2 separate regions of the Homo sapiens genome follow, and region 2 is linked to region 1. Evidence: chromatin contacts called from ENCODE Hi-C or POLR2A ChIA-PET data. All regions are on one chromosome and are shown on one strand. The core of a region is the stretch at or near the end of the contact, and the rest is flanking DNA. Distances in the headings are between cores, read along the strand shown. Region 1 overlaps SNHG14 (small nucleolar RNA host gene 14). Region 2 holds the start of SNURF (SNRPN upstream open reading frame).

Evidence for each region. A loop is a pair of places that touch in the nucleus more often than their neighbours do. ChIA-PET counts read pairs that join two places held with the same protein, here RNA polymerase II (POLR2A). Pooled maps may share reads with other maps.
Region 2: a map of endothelial cell of umbilical vein shows a loop between it and region 1 (6-fold over the local background). The contact joins the promoter of SNURF here to the enhancer-like site in region 1. A Hi-C loop is called at or near these places in 1 of 168 maps with a recorded cell type or tissue (endothelial cell of umbilical vein) and 5 of 50 pooled maps. POLR2A ChIA-PET finds 5 or more read pairs at or near these places in 4 of 52 experiments (H1, MCF 10A, PC-3 and 1 more).

Annotation. Positions count from the first base shown.
Region 1 is chr15:24,875,714-24,882,007 of GRCh38, reverse strand. The region is part of intron 2 of SNHG14 (small nucleolar RNA host gene 14); the gene reads right to left. It also overlaps a transcript of SNRPN not described here. Among named protein-coding and RNA genes, the nearest start is that of SNHG14, 55 kb to the right of the region's middle. Within about 2 kb of position 3,652, at least 5 of the 41 ENCODE cell types and tissues checked have a DNase peak (open chromatin) inside an H3K27ac peak, as active enhancers do.
Region 2 is chr15:24,953,020-24,958,631 of GRCh38, reverse strand. It overlaps SNURF (SNRPN upstream open reading frame), which reads right to left and starts at 3,645. Exons shown (of 3, transcript NM_001394334.1): 1 at 3,570-3,645. The coding sequence starts at 3,583. SNRPN (small nuclear ribonucleoprotein polypeptide N) reads right to left here and starts at 3,645. Exons shown (of 10, transcript NM_003097.6): 1 at 3,570-3,645. The region is part of intron 4 of SNHG14 (small nucleolar RNA host gene 14); the gene reads right to left. RefSeq lists enhancers at 1,795-1,844, 1,533-2,098, 2,115-2,274, 2,099-2,664, 2,665-3,230.

The DNA of each region.
Region 1 (6,294 bases), core at 2,403-4,902:
GGAAGGTGGAAGTGGATGAGGAGAAGGCTGTCAGTTGAAAACCCATGGCCACTTCAGATAGGAAGGATATCTTGTTCCGCCTCTAGCGCTCTTTTGCCTGCCCAGGATCTGATCCTAAAGCCAGGCTTTGTTCTGGTACCTTTCAGATAGAAGACTTGACGATTATACATACACATTCCTAAAACTGATACACCAAATAAAGCTGAGGAATAACTGATAAACCCAGAACTCATGAATATTGCATGAAATGACTTCAAAATCTAGATGCACTTTATGTAATTGTTAATATTTCCACGGTTCTTCGATTTTTAAATGCTCAGGCCTATGCTGGAACACGATTTTTTTTTAGTTTTTGTTTCACTCTGCTAGGGTGCCTTACTGTGACTTTCTCTCTCTCTCTCTCTCTCTCTCTCTCTCTCTCTCCCTCCCTCCCTCCCTCCCTCCCTCCCTCCCTCTCTCTCTCTCTCTCTCTCTCTCTCTCGGAGTTTCGCTCTTGTTGCCCAGGCTGGAGTGCAATGGCACAATCTCAGCACATTGCAACCTCTGCCTCCCAGGTTCAAGCAATTCTCCTGCCTCAGCCTCCCAAGTAGCTGGGATTACAGGTGTCCACCCCCATGCCCAGCTCATTGTTTTTTTTTTGTATTTTTAGTAGAGACAAGGTTTCACCATGTTGGCCAGGCTGGTCTCGAACTCCTGACCTCAGGTGATCCACCTGCCTTGGCGTCCCAAAGTGCTGAGATTACAGGCATGAGCCACCACATCCAGCCCTTACTGTGACTTTTTAAACCACACTCTTGATAGCAATGAAAATCACCTCCATATGCTTGAATTCCCTCTTGACTGCATTACCTGGGGCAGCAGTACCTTTCTATGCTTTGAACACCTGCCTATCTTCCATGCACAGCAGAGGACTTGCCCTGTGGAGGCTCAATTTTTTTTTAGTTCATAAAAGTGAAATGTAAAGCCTGCATGGACCGTCATTATTCAAATGTCACACAGGTAAAGCGAATATAATTTTGTTTTTTGTAGATTAAAATTTGTAGAGGTTTATGCCTGTAATCACAGCACTGCGGGAGGCCAAGGCGGGAGGATCACTTGAGCCCAGAAGTTCGAGACCAGCCTGGGCAATGTAGTAAGACCCGGTAGTGAGGCACAAGAATTGCTTGAACGCTGATGACAGAGGTTGCAGTGAGCCAAGATCATGCCATTCCACTCCAGCCTGGACAACAGAGCAAGACTCTGTCTCAAAAAAAAAGGCGTAAGTGTTAAAATGAAGAACTTGGGTTGAATGTCATATTTTATGAGTATAAATATGAATTTATGAGCACATATTAATTTTTTTATTTTGGCTTCAATTAAAAAATTCATCAGGCTCCCATTAGGGTTCCATTTTCAGGAAAGAAAAAGTATTTTCTGCCCTGTCTCTCCTACTGAATATAGCTATAAAACTTGGATAAAATGTATGGAACAGCTGTTTGAGGACTAAGTAGTAACAGAAATGAAGGAATAACACTGGACTGTGAAGTACTACTAAATTGGTGATGAATTTTAATTTTTACCACTCACTTATCCCCAGGCCTGAATTTAAGACAGGCAGAAACCCAGAAGTGAGGCTGTGGTGCAGACTGCGGGCTCCAGGAAAAGTTCGAGGATTGAAAACGGAACTCAAGAGTGAAGAATCCCCCTTTCCTCCCATCCCTCCACCACCACCCCCCTCTTTTAGAGGCAAGGTCTCACTCTGTCGCCCTTTTCTCCAATCTCTTCTACTCCACCTCTCAGACCATCATGTTGTCATGACAGTGGCTGCTCAGGGAGTTCACAAGAACAAAAACGAAAAGTGGGAAAACCTTTCTCTGCCAGGAGTCGTCATAGGTCCAAGACAGTGGGTCCAACTTCACCATTTTCCTTTTTTTCTCTTTCCTCTGACCGCCTACCCCAGAAGTAGAAAAATATTGGCCAGAGGAGACATAAGGAAACGAAAATTACTGTGAAGTTATGGAAGGAAAGATGCTTGGGAAATGGACCTCTTGGAGTTGCTGATTAACTCAACAGGTTCACCCACTCCTCTCCAACAGCCCAAGTGTGAATCTCATCCAAATTAGCATACCAAAGACTGAATTGCCCCAACACCAGACAGAACAGTGGGTGATAGGAAGGCTAGAGAGTATATAATTTTGGTTTTATGGGTCATTCTGTCTCTTGCAACTACTGCCATTGTAGCATTAAGGCAGCTATCGGCAATACAAAAATGAACAGCATAGCTGTGTTCCAATAAATATTTATTTAAAAAAGAAAGCAAACATGCTGGGCAGAATTTGACCCTCAGGCCATATGCAAACAAAAAAATATGTGATGTTGTTCATTCCAGCACAAGGGTGACAGACATGGTCTCTGCAGAAAGAAGACTGGTTTTGTATTCACACTTCGCCACTAATTGCTGCTTTGAAAAGGCAAATGCATTTTACATTTATTTTCTCATCTAAACAATGTTTCATTTCATAGAAAACATCACACATATATTTTCTGAGCTTCAATTAAATGTATAATTTCTTTCTTTCTTTTTTTTTTGTAGAGACAGAATCGCACTCTGTCCTCCAGGCTAGAGTGCAGTGGCGGGATCTCGGCTCACTGCAACCACCGCCTCCCAGGTTCAAGCAATTCTCCTGCCTCAGCCTCCCGAGTAGCTAGGACTACAGGCGAACACCACCACCCCCGGGTAATTTCTTTTGTATTTTAGTAGAGACGAGGTTTCACCGTGTTGCCCAGGCTGGTCTCGAACCCCCGAGCTCAGGCAATCTGCCTGCCTCGGCCGCCCAAAGTGCTAGGATTACAGGCGTGAGCCACCGCACCCGGCCTAAATGCATAATTTCAAAAGAATACGTGGCGGAAAATAATCACTTAAAAAGTACTAGCTGAAAGTAGTATTGTCCTTTTGCATTCCGGAGGACTATATTTAAAAATACTTTTTTAAATATATTTTAAAAATATATTTTTGAAAATTCAACCTTGTATAATTTTTCTTAAATTACAAATATTCTATAAGGAGATACTAAAACTCTGGGTTTCGAAAGTGTGACCCTGAAGCCTCTACAAGTCCTCTCATATTAAAGGTATATTAGTGGAAAAGATAAACAATAAAGAATATATAAAGAATCTTAAGGACAATACAGAAATGATTAAAGTAGTATCTCATTTCTTAAAAATGACAAGTTCAGTATTTTTGAAAAGGATTTCGTTTTTTTCAAAGAACGCAAAAAAGATAAAATTGTTAATATTGAGAGGGAAGGATATACAATTACTGGTCAATGTTTATGTAACAAGAGGAGGGGCTGTTACAGAAATACAATACAATTTTTCATGGGAAAACAACAAGCAAACTCAAGGCTAATGCACACATAAAGTGCAAGACCAGAACAATTATACGAAGCCTAGAAAGCAAATTTTTACGAGTAAAACGCAGGTTAACGCTTGCGAAGAAAGGGAGACTCCCGGCGGGCGCCATAAGCGGAACAGACCCTCGGGGCGCACGGAAACGGAAACCGGAAGGAGAAAAGGCGCCCCAATTCCGCCTGCGCTGTGCAGGCGCGCCGAAGATCGGCCCCTGCGGGCTGCCGTTCTCCCCAACTGTCAGGTGACCTTCCCGTAGCGCACTGCGGGTTTGTCGGCCGCTCAGAACGGTGGCACATTTCTTGCGGGCTGCGTGGCAGCGGTGGTTGCGGTAATAGCCATGTGGGTAGCAGTGAGACCCGTGGGGCTTCAGGAGCCCTAGACCCGCCACGGAAACTTGAGCGAATACGCCAGAGCTCTCTATCAGATTGGAAAGCGTTTTAAAGAATAACTTAACAAGGCTTTAACCTAAGAAGTCCCGTTCATTTTGTGAACTGTAGTGGTACTGAATATATGTATGGAAACACACACTCATTTACTCAAGGATTTAATGTGTCACAGTTAAGAGTCAACTAGTTTTACAATCAAATTTTATGTGTTTGTCCATGGTAACACAATCGTGTACATGCATGTTTGTAAGTGAAAGAATCAGCCACTAGCACTCACATCGTTCTTTAACCCGTGCACTACTTAAGAGCAGGTGACTGGAAAAGTGAGCATGGGCCAGGCTTCCCTGTATCGTTGCTGGACATTATTAGATTGCATTTTTTTTCTTTTTTAGACGGAGTTTCGCTCTGTCGCCAGGCAGTGGCCCGATCTTGGCTTACCACAACATCCTCCTCCCGGGTTCAAGCGATTCTCCTGCCCCAACCTCCCGAGTAGCTGGGATTACAGGCGCGCGCCACTGCGCCCGGCTAGTGTGTTTGTGTGTGTGTGTGTGTGTGTGTGTGTGTGTGTGTTTTGTAGAGATGTTTCACCATATTGGCCAGGCTGGTCTTGAACTCCTGACCTCAGGTGATCCGCCGGCCTTGGCCTCCCAAAGTGCTGGGATTACAGGCGTCAGCCACCGCGCCCGGCCTAGGTTGCATTTTTTAATTCCACAGCATCTATGCATTATGTTTAAGTTTTAAAACAAATTGTAAAAATCCTGCTCAAATCAGCAGTCATTCTTGGTTCCTGGACCCCACCTTTTTTTCTGTACTTATTTAGGTTGCCATTGGTTCCTGTTTCTGTTGATGCTAGATGGCACTGTCAGCACATGGTTCTTCATTCCCTAAAGCTAGTGTAGCACGTGCTTCTGAAATACAAATAAGGTGACTTTAAGGCATGAAAGCAACCTGGACTTGGAGCTGAAATGTCCTTTTCCAGGTGGAGAATTCATTATTGAACTAGCATCTTTCGTAGGGAGGTCTAACTTGAAGAGTAGATTTTATCTGAAAATACGAAAATTTTCTGTGGCCATTTTTCCTGGACCTCAGGCTGTCTCACATTTTCCCCACCCATACTTTTCCTTTGTCTGTACAGAATCTGAACCTAAACCCCATATATTTTTTTCTTCAAATGTATGAGACCCAAATTCTCATTTTACAATTTCAACAGCTGTGTTCCTAAGTGAGCACACCCTAGCTAATGTCTGGAACTACAGAAAATTATAAAATACCAACACATTGACACGGCATTAAATATCTTAAAAATCTAGCCCTGGTATATATTTCTAGCTTCCTTCAAGTGTACTGAAATTGCTGCTCTCCTTGCGATGTCTCAATTTTTTTTGCATTCTATACATTCCCATTCTCTACCTCAATACTAATCATCCTTTGTTATTTATTAGTTCTAATTTACATGGTTTTCAGCTGCTTATTCTTCATCTATTCAATCACAAACTGCCTCTTCGAGGAAACCTTCAATTACCACTTAAATTTGGGTTGTATGCTCATGCATTTTGTGGATTTCAACAGAGTAATGCACATTTCCTACTACAGCATCTTTTTTTTTTTTTTTTTTGAGATGGAGTCTCGCTCTGTGGCCCAGGCTGGAGCGCAGTGGAGCAATCTCAGCTCACTGCAACCTCTGCCTCCTGGGCTCAAGCGATTCTCCTGCCTCGGCCTCCTGAGTAGCTTGGATTACAGGCGCACGCCACCACACTCAGCTAATTTTTGTATTTTTAGCAGAGAAGACGTTTCACCATGTTGGCCAGGCTGGTCTCAAACTCCTGACCTCAGGTGATCCACCATCTCAGCTTCCCAAAGTGTTGAGATTAAAGGCATGAGCCACAGCTCCTGGACCTACAGTATCTTTAATCTGATTTTTATTGCCTATTTGTTGAACGTCTGCTTGACTTGTGCTTTAAATAAAGGAGAAATGTATTTTGGGTTGTAGATGATACTTATGTGGCCAAAGGAAAAAAAATGTACACAAGTGATAAAGACATTAGTCTGCAAGACAAATTAAAAACAAATATTAAAAGGCAAGATTTGAACCTGCATAAGTGTTAGCAAGTAGAAAGAGTGTTGAACACTCCTTATTTTTAAAATTTTTATTTTTTTTGTTTTTTTTCTTTTTTTTTTGAGACAAAGTATCACTCTGCTGCCCAAGCTGGAGTGCAGTGGCACAGTCTCGGCTCACTGCAACCTCCACTTGCCAGGTTCAAGCGATTCTCCTGCCTCAGCCTCCCGAGTAGCTAGGACTGCAGGCATGTGCCACCATGTCTGGCTAGTTTTTGTATTTTTGGTAGAGATGGGGTTTCACTATGTTGGCCAGGCTGGTCTCGAACACCTGACCTCAGGTGATCTGCCCGCCTCAGCCTCCCAAAGTGCTGGGATTACAGGCATGAACTACCGCACCCGGCCTAAAATTTTTATTTCTGTAGAGACAGTGTTTTGCTATGTTGCCTAGGCCTTTCTCAAA
Region 2 (5,612 bases), core at 2,396-4,895, 77 kb before region 1:
GAATTTGGGCCAGCCACAGTGGCCAGAGAGAGACTGAGGAGGGAGAGGATATAGCTTGAGTCTAGCAGTTCGAGTTCAGCCTGGACAACATAGGGAGACCCTGGTCTATTTAAAAAAAAAAAAAAAAAAAAAAAAAAAAAAAAAACTTTGAGCCAGCTAGCATCCAGAAATGGAGAGAGGCTACCTTAAGTAGTAACAATTCTCACTCAAGCTTTCTGGCCCTGGGCCACAAAAAAAAAAAAAAAGGAGACAGGACCAGTGACAGGTCTAAATAAGATTTTTAAAACTTCATTGTCCAAGTAATTGAGGGCAGTACTCACAACCTGCTTAAATGATTCTTCCTAAAAAATAGCTAAACAGAGGGCGCTGATAAACAAAGGAGGTTATCTTGGCATCCTTGACACCTTATAAACAAAATTTTTTGTAAAACAAAGATGTTTATTAGGAAAAGGAACAGGGTAAGGGAAACATAAAGATACAGAGTAACTATAAATGTGGAAAACATTTCGGCAATGACACACTGGTCAGATAGAATAGTGAAATCAAGATAAGGCAAGGTCTGTGAATAAATCCAAATCAGTTAGTACCCTGCCTTAGACAACAACATAAGGGTCTCTCAACCAAGCTTCCTTCCTCTGCATCACAGGAAGGGCTGCCACTCCCTGCCTCCAAAAAGCCCTAGCACAGAGCCAATTCACTGAGTAGGACACAGACCTTGAAACTTCAAGAGGCCTTTCCAAAGGGATCTGCCATATTAGGATCCCGGGCCTGAATGCAAGACTACAAAATGGCGGATCAGACTAAATACTCAGCTTGCAAATAGCCAAATGACCAGAAGTTAAACCAAGAAATATATGTATGTGAACTGCTATCTTCATGCAAGCAGAAAAAAAAGGGTAAATTATAAATATCATATAAAATCCCAGACTCCTGCTATTTTTAAAACTACCCAAAAATAGATTATTCCAGAACAAGGCTTTTCGGGCTTCGTAGATTTAACTTTTCTGTTAATTACAACTCAGTGCAACCAGACATACCAGTTATGATAGAGGGAAAATGTAAATACAGAAAAGGCAAGCACTGAAAATCCTGCAAAGGAAGACAAAATCCTTAGAATAAAATGATTTTTTAAAAAAGTACTGGAATATAAAAATGCAGTTATTCATTAACCTTTCTCACCAAATTTTTGTAGTAGCTCCAACTTCAAAAATGATCATTAATTTAAAAATCCAAAAAAAGACAGTAACTGATCCAAAGCACAACCCCACCCCAATAAGATTGTCTCCACTTTTCTCTTTTATTCTCTTTGAGCACAAAACTTGCAGCTTTCAACTCCCAGAAGATGAAGAGGTCCAGTGTTTGAAACACCTTTCAACCTTAGTCGGGAAGAGCCATCACGATGTCCTCTCCCCCAACCCATTTAAGGAAAGTATGCAGTGCATCAGAATGGACTATCCAGAGATTAAGAAGGATAACTGAATCTTAAATGGTGACATTTATTAAATGTGTCGAATGGAAATCAAAGACTACAGGGAGTTAAAAAAAAGGGGTTAACAAGTCCAGTTTGAAAATAGAGAATTAGCGCACAATACAACCAAGAGAGGAACTACAAAAATGAAAAGGTACGATTTTCCAGGGAGTCAGAAAACCAATTTAAAATCTCTATCATTAATGGAGGCTTGCTGAAACAGCACAGCAGGTCTTGGGGTGGCTGCACCTTTGATGGCCTCCAGGCCGCCACCACTCTAGTTTACTGCAGAGCTGAAAAGCAGTAGCCCAGTGCAGCTGCCATCCCACACAGGCGGAGGTGGTACAAATGCCTGGCCTCTAGCCACATTCCCCTCCAGTCCTCTACTGCTGCACCGTGGGTAAGGGGTGGCTGCCAAGCTTGCTAGGCGGAGCCTGCGCCAACCCATCTCCCTCCTCCCCCCTCTACTGCGCCACAACCGGAAAGGAACAGCTGCTGTATCAGCCAGGTGAAGGGGAGGGCTGCCATTCCTTCCAGGCAAAAGCTGCGTAAGCCCTCGCTCCCCTGCCCCACGTCTCGCCCCACTGCAAGCGGAGGCGACTGTCACCTCTGCTGCGTCTGCGCAACCTGCATCCTTTCCCAAGCAGCACTTTGGGGAGGGGGCAGCCGCCCACCTTGGCCGGCTTCCTCTCCTTACCACTGCACCCTAAAGAGGGTACGGCTGAAACTCCGAAACAGCAGAAGCTGAACACACACCACCTGCCCCCTCCCCACTGGCGGCTCTACAGGGAGGAAGCGGCCACCCCCCCGCTGAAGCGCTTGCGCAGATCTAAGCCGCTGCAGCGGCGGCCATCTTGAAGGAGCTGCACAATGGCAGTGACGCAACACAGACCCCCAGGTTATTTCGACATAGCCTTCCAAGACCTGGTTCCCAACAGAGAGAAACAATGAAAAAAAAGTAACCCCCAGGCATCACCTGGCCTATCAGTCAAAAGATCTGTAAATGCAAGTTCTGCACATCATTCCAGTCTTCTTATGCCATAGCCTCTAAAGCGAGGGTTCCTAAAGGGTACGCAAGGATTCCACGCATTTCTGCAGCCCCTGCGGCAGTGTAGGCATTGCGCAGTTTTAATAAAAAAGCACCACCACCACAGTAGGCAAACCAGATGACCATCGCAGGTCACAGGAAAATTAAAGGCTGCGGACTGTGCTACTGCCCCTTCTGATGCCCCCTCCTCTACACAGCAATCATTCAGCGTCCCTTAGTCACTCCGGACAGCGACAGGCCCCGCGGCCGCCATGCCCACCGCCTCCATGCCATGCCCACCGCCGCCATGCCTACCGCCGCCAAAGTCCACCACCGCCATGCCTACCCGCTGCCAATGCCCACCGCCGCCAATACCCACTGTCGCCGCCTTCCCCCTACCTCCCAGCCACTTCCTACGGACTCTCCCCGCGCCGCGACCACCAACACAACCCCCACCACTGTCACACCGACTCATCCCCCTGGTCCACTGCCATAGCCTCCTCGCCTCGGTCACTGCGACGAATTCCCCCCCCAGTCGCCCCACGTACCCTGCTCCACCACGCAGTGGTCACTATTATACACCTACCTGCGCTCAACACCCCCTAAATACCGATCACTTCACGTACCTTCGCCCCGCCACAATCACTCCAATATACCTACCTCCGCCTAAAATCCCTATGCACTGGTCCCCCCACGTACCCTCGCCACACGGAACTGCAATCACCCTGATGTACCCACCTCCACCCATGTCCCTTGCCCACTGCGGTTACCCCGCATGCTCCCAGTCACCACCGCCCTTCCCACCGCAGACACCCGCAATAGGACCTGTCGCGACACCACAGTTGGGGGCGGATGGGGGACGCGCCCCAATGCGAGCGGACAGGATACCATCGGGGCAGAACGGCACAACAGCAAGCCTCTGAACATTCCGGATCTGGTTCTCCAGAACAAAGGACTTTAGGGCCCAAATTCCGTTTATTCAGTACTCCAAGTCCTAAAAACTTGGAATATCTGATGAATAAAAGTGGCCGCTCCCCAGGCTGTCTCTTGAGAGAAGCCACCGGCACAGCTGACCTTGCCCGCTCCATCGCGTCACTGACCGCTCCTCAGACAGATGCGTCAGGCATCTCCGGCGGCCGCTCCACTCTGCGCCAGACTCGCTGCAGCAGCGGCAGGCTTCGCACACATCCCCGCCTGAGCATGCGCGCCAGCCTGCCTCTGCGGCCGCGCAGGCGTGCTTGTTTGCCGCAGTGCAGGGGTCCCAGCTCCCTCCCTCACCGGAATGACCTGGGGGGAGGGGGCTACTGGACCCCTAGGGCCCCACAGCACTGTTGCAATGAGAGGGGGCCTCTAGAAACCATAAGCAACCTGGGATCAATGGACATGTCTACCTGTTTTTTAAAATGTGTAAAATACTAAAGAAATAATTCTTGGTTCTACAATAAATTTTTGCACACACCACTGGCCAAACAATCCTAATTTACACTCACCCTCAGGTCTTCCTATGTGCGGTACAAAAAAGCTGGTTTGGAAAAGTTAAATGCGCCATAACCACAATCAATGCAAATACGCCAGACTTGAAATCCTTCCAAAAGAAAATATCCCTAACTCTAAAAGCATGCTACATTGTTCAAATTTGGTGCGATTTTTCTACCCTTTTTCTACTTTCTACATTTTGAGGGGGTAAATTGTGAAAATTATCTCCCCCAAAATCACAATATAATTAAACTCTCCTATACGGAATGGATAGATCATTCAACTCAAAAACACTGGCTATTCAATTTTTGTAAAACAAAAATATGAACTTAGACCCCCACCTAAGATCTAAGTAGGAGAGCCTTTCTTTGCCTATTAGAATTGGATACATTAAAATTTTTACCAATAATCAATGATAGCTGGAGTGGGGAGAAACAGGCACTTTTATATAATACTAATGGACAAGTAAACATTATTTACGACATAATATTCTATCTGCAGAAATAACGGAAGCATCAGTAACTCCAAAATTTAGACGCTGATGTAGCTTGGGAAAAGACACTGCAGAAAAGAAGAAAATAATCCTGAAACTGCATCTGCATAGTTTTTACACACATTTGCCCTTTCTCAATTGCCCATTATCGAAGAAGGGAGGGTGATGTGAGTGGAGGTTGACTAAATGGTTAAATCCCCTCCCAAGCCCTGTAAGCTACTGCTCAGTTCCCAATGATCCTACATTAAAACAGGTGCGCAGAGGCTTATCAATGCTGACTTCTATCGTAACAAAATCTCAGAAACTGTGTAATGTTCCTCACAGAGAACAGATAGGCTAACTAAATAAACGTATATATAAATAATAACATGCAATATGGCTGATGGAAAAAATGATGTATTAGGCTGAATCATATAAAATTGTCAATATTGAATTGTTTTGACCTACAAAAACATTGCAATTTCTAATAGTTCATTGATACATATTCACATAAAATAACATGGGAAGTTGACTCTGATCACGGGAGTCAATCGAAAAATAAAATGTAGGCTGGGCACAGTGGCTTACGCCTGTATTCCCAGCACTTTGGGAGGCCGAGGTGGGCAGATCACGAGGTCAGGAGATCGAGACCATCCTGGCCAACATGGTGAAACCCATCTCTACAAAAAACAGAAAAATTAGCTGGGCGTGATGGCACATGCCTGTAATCTTAGCTACTCGGGAGGCTGAGGCAGGAGAATTGCTTGAACGTGGGAGGCGGAGGTTGCAGTGAGCTGAGATCACACCACTGCACTCCAGCCTGGTGACAGGGCAAGACTCCATCTCAAAAAAATAAATAAAATAAAAGCATACTGTATGTTCAGTTTTACACTGAAAAAATTATGAAAGAATACACACCATTATAGTCCAGTGATGAAAACCATGCCTTTGGACTCAGGCTCTTTTGATTCAAATTCTAGCTTTGACTCTTGACCACAATGTTACTTTGAGCAAGTTATCTAACCCTCTGTGCATTAAATTCCTAATCTGTAACAAAAGAAGGGATTCTGTTTACTTTATACAATGGCTTAACAATTAAATGAGCTAAAATACTATTTAGAACAGGTCCTAGTATAAGCTGGGTAAAAATGTTGGCTCTTAGAACTTCA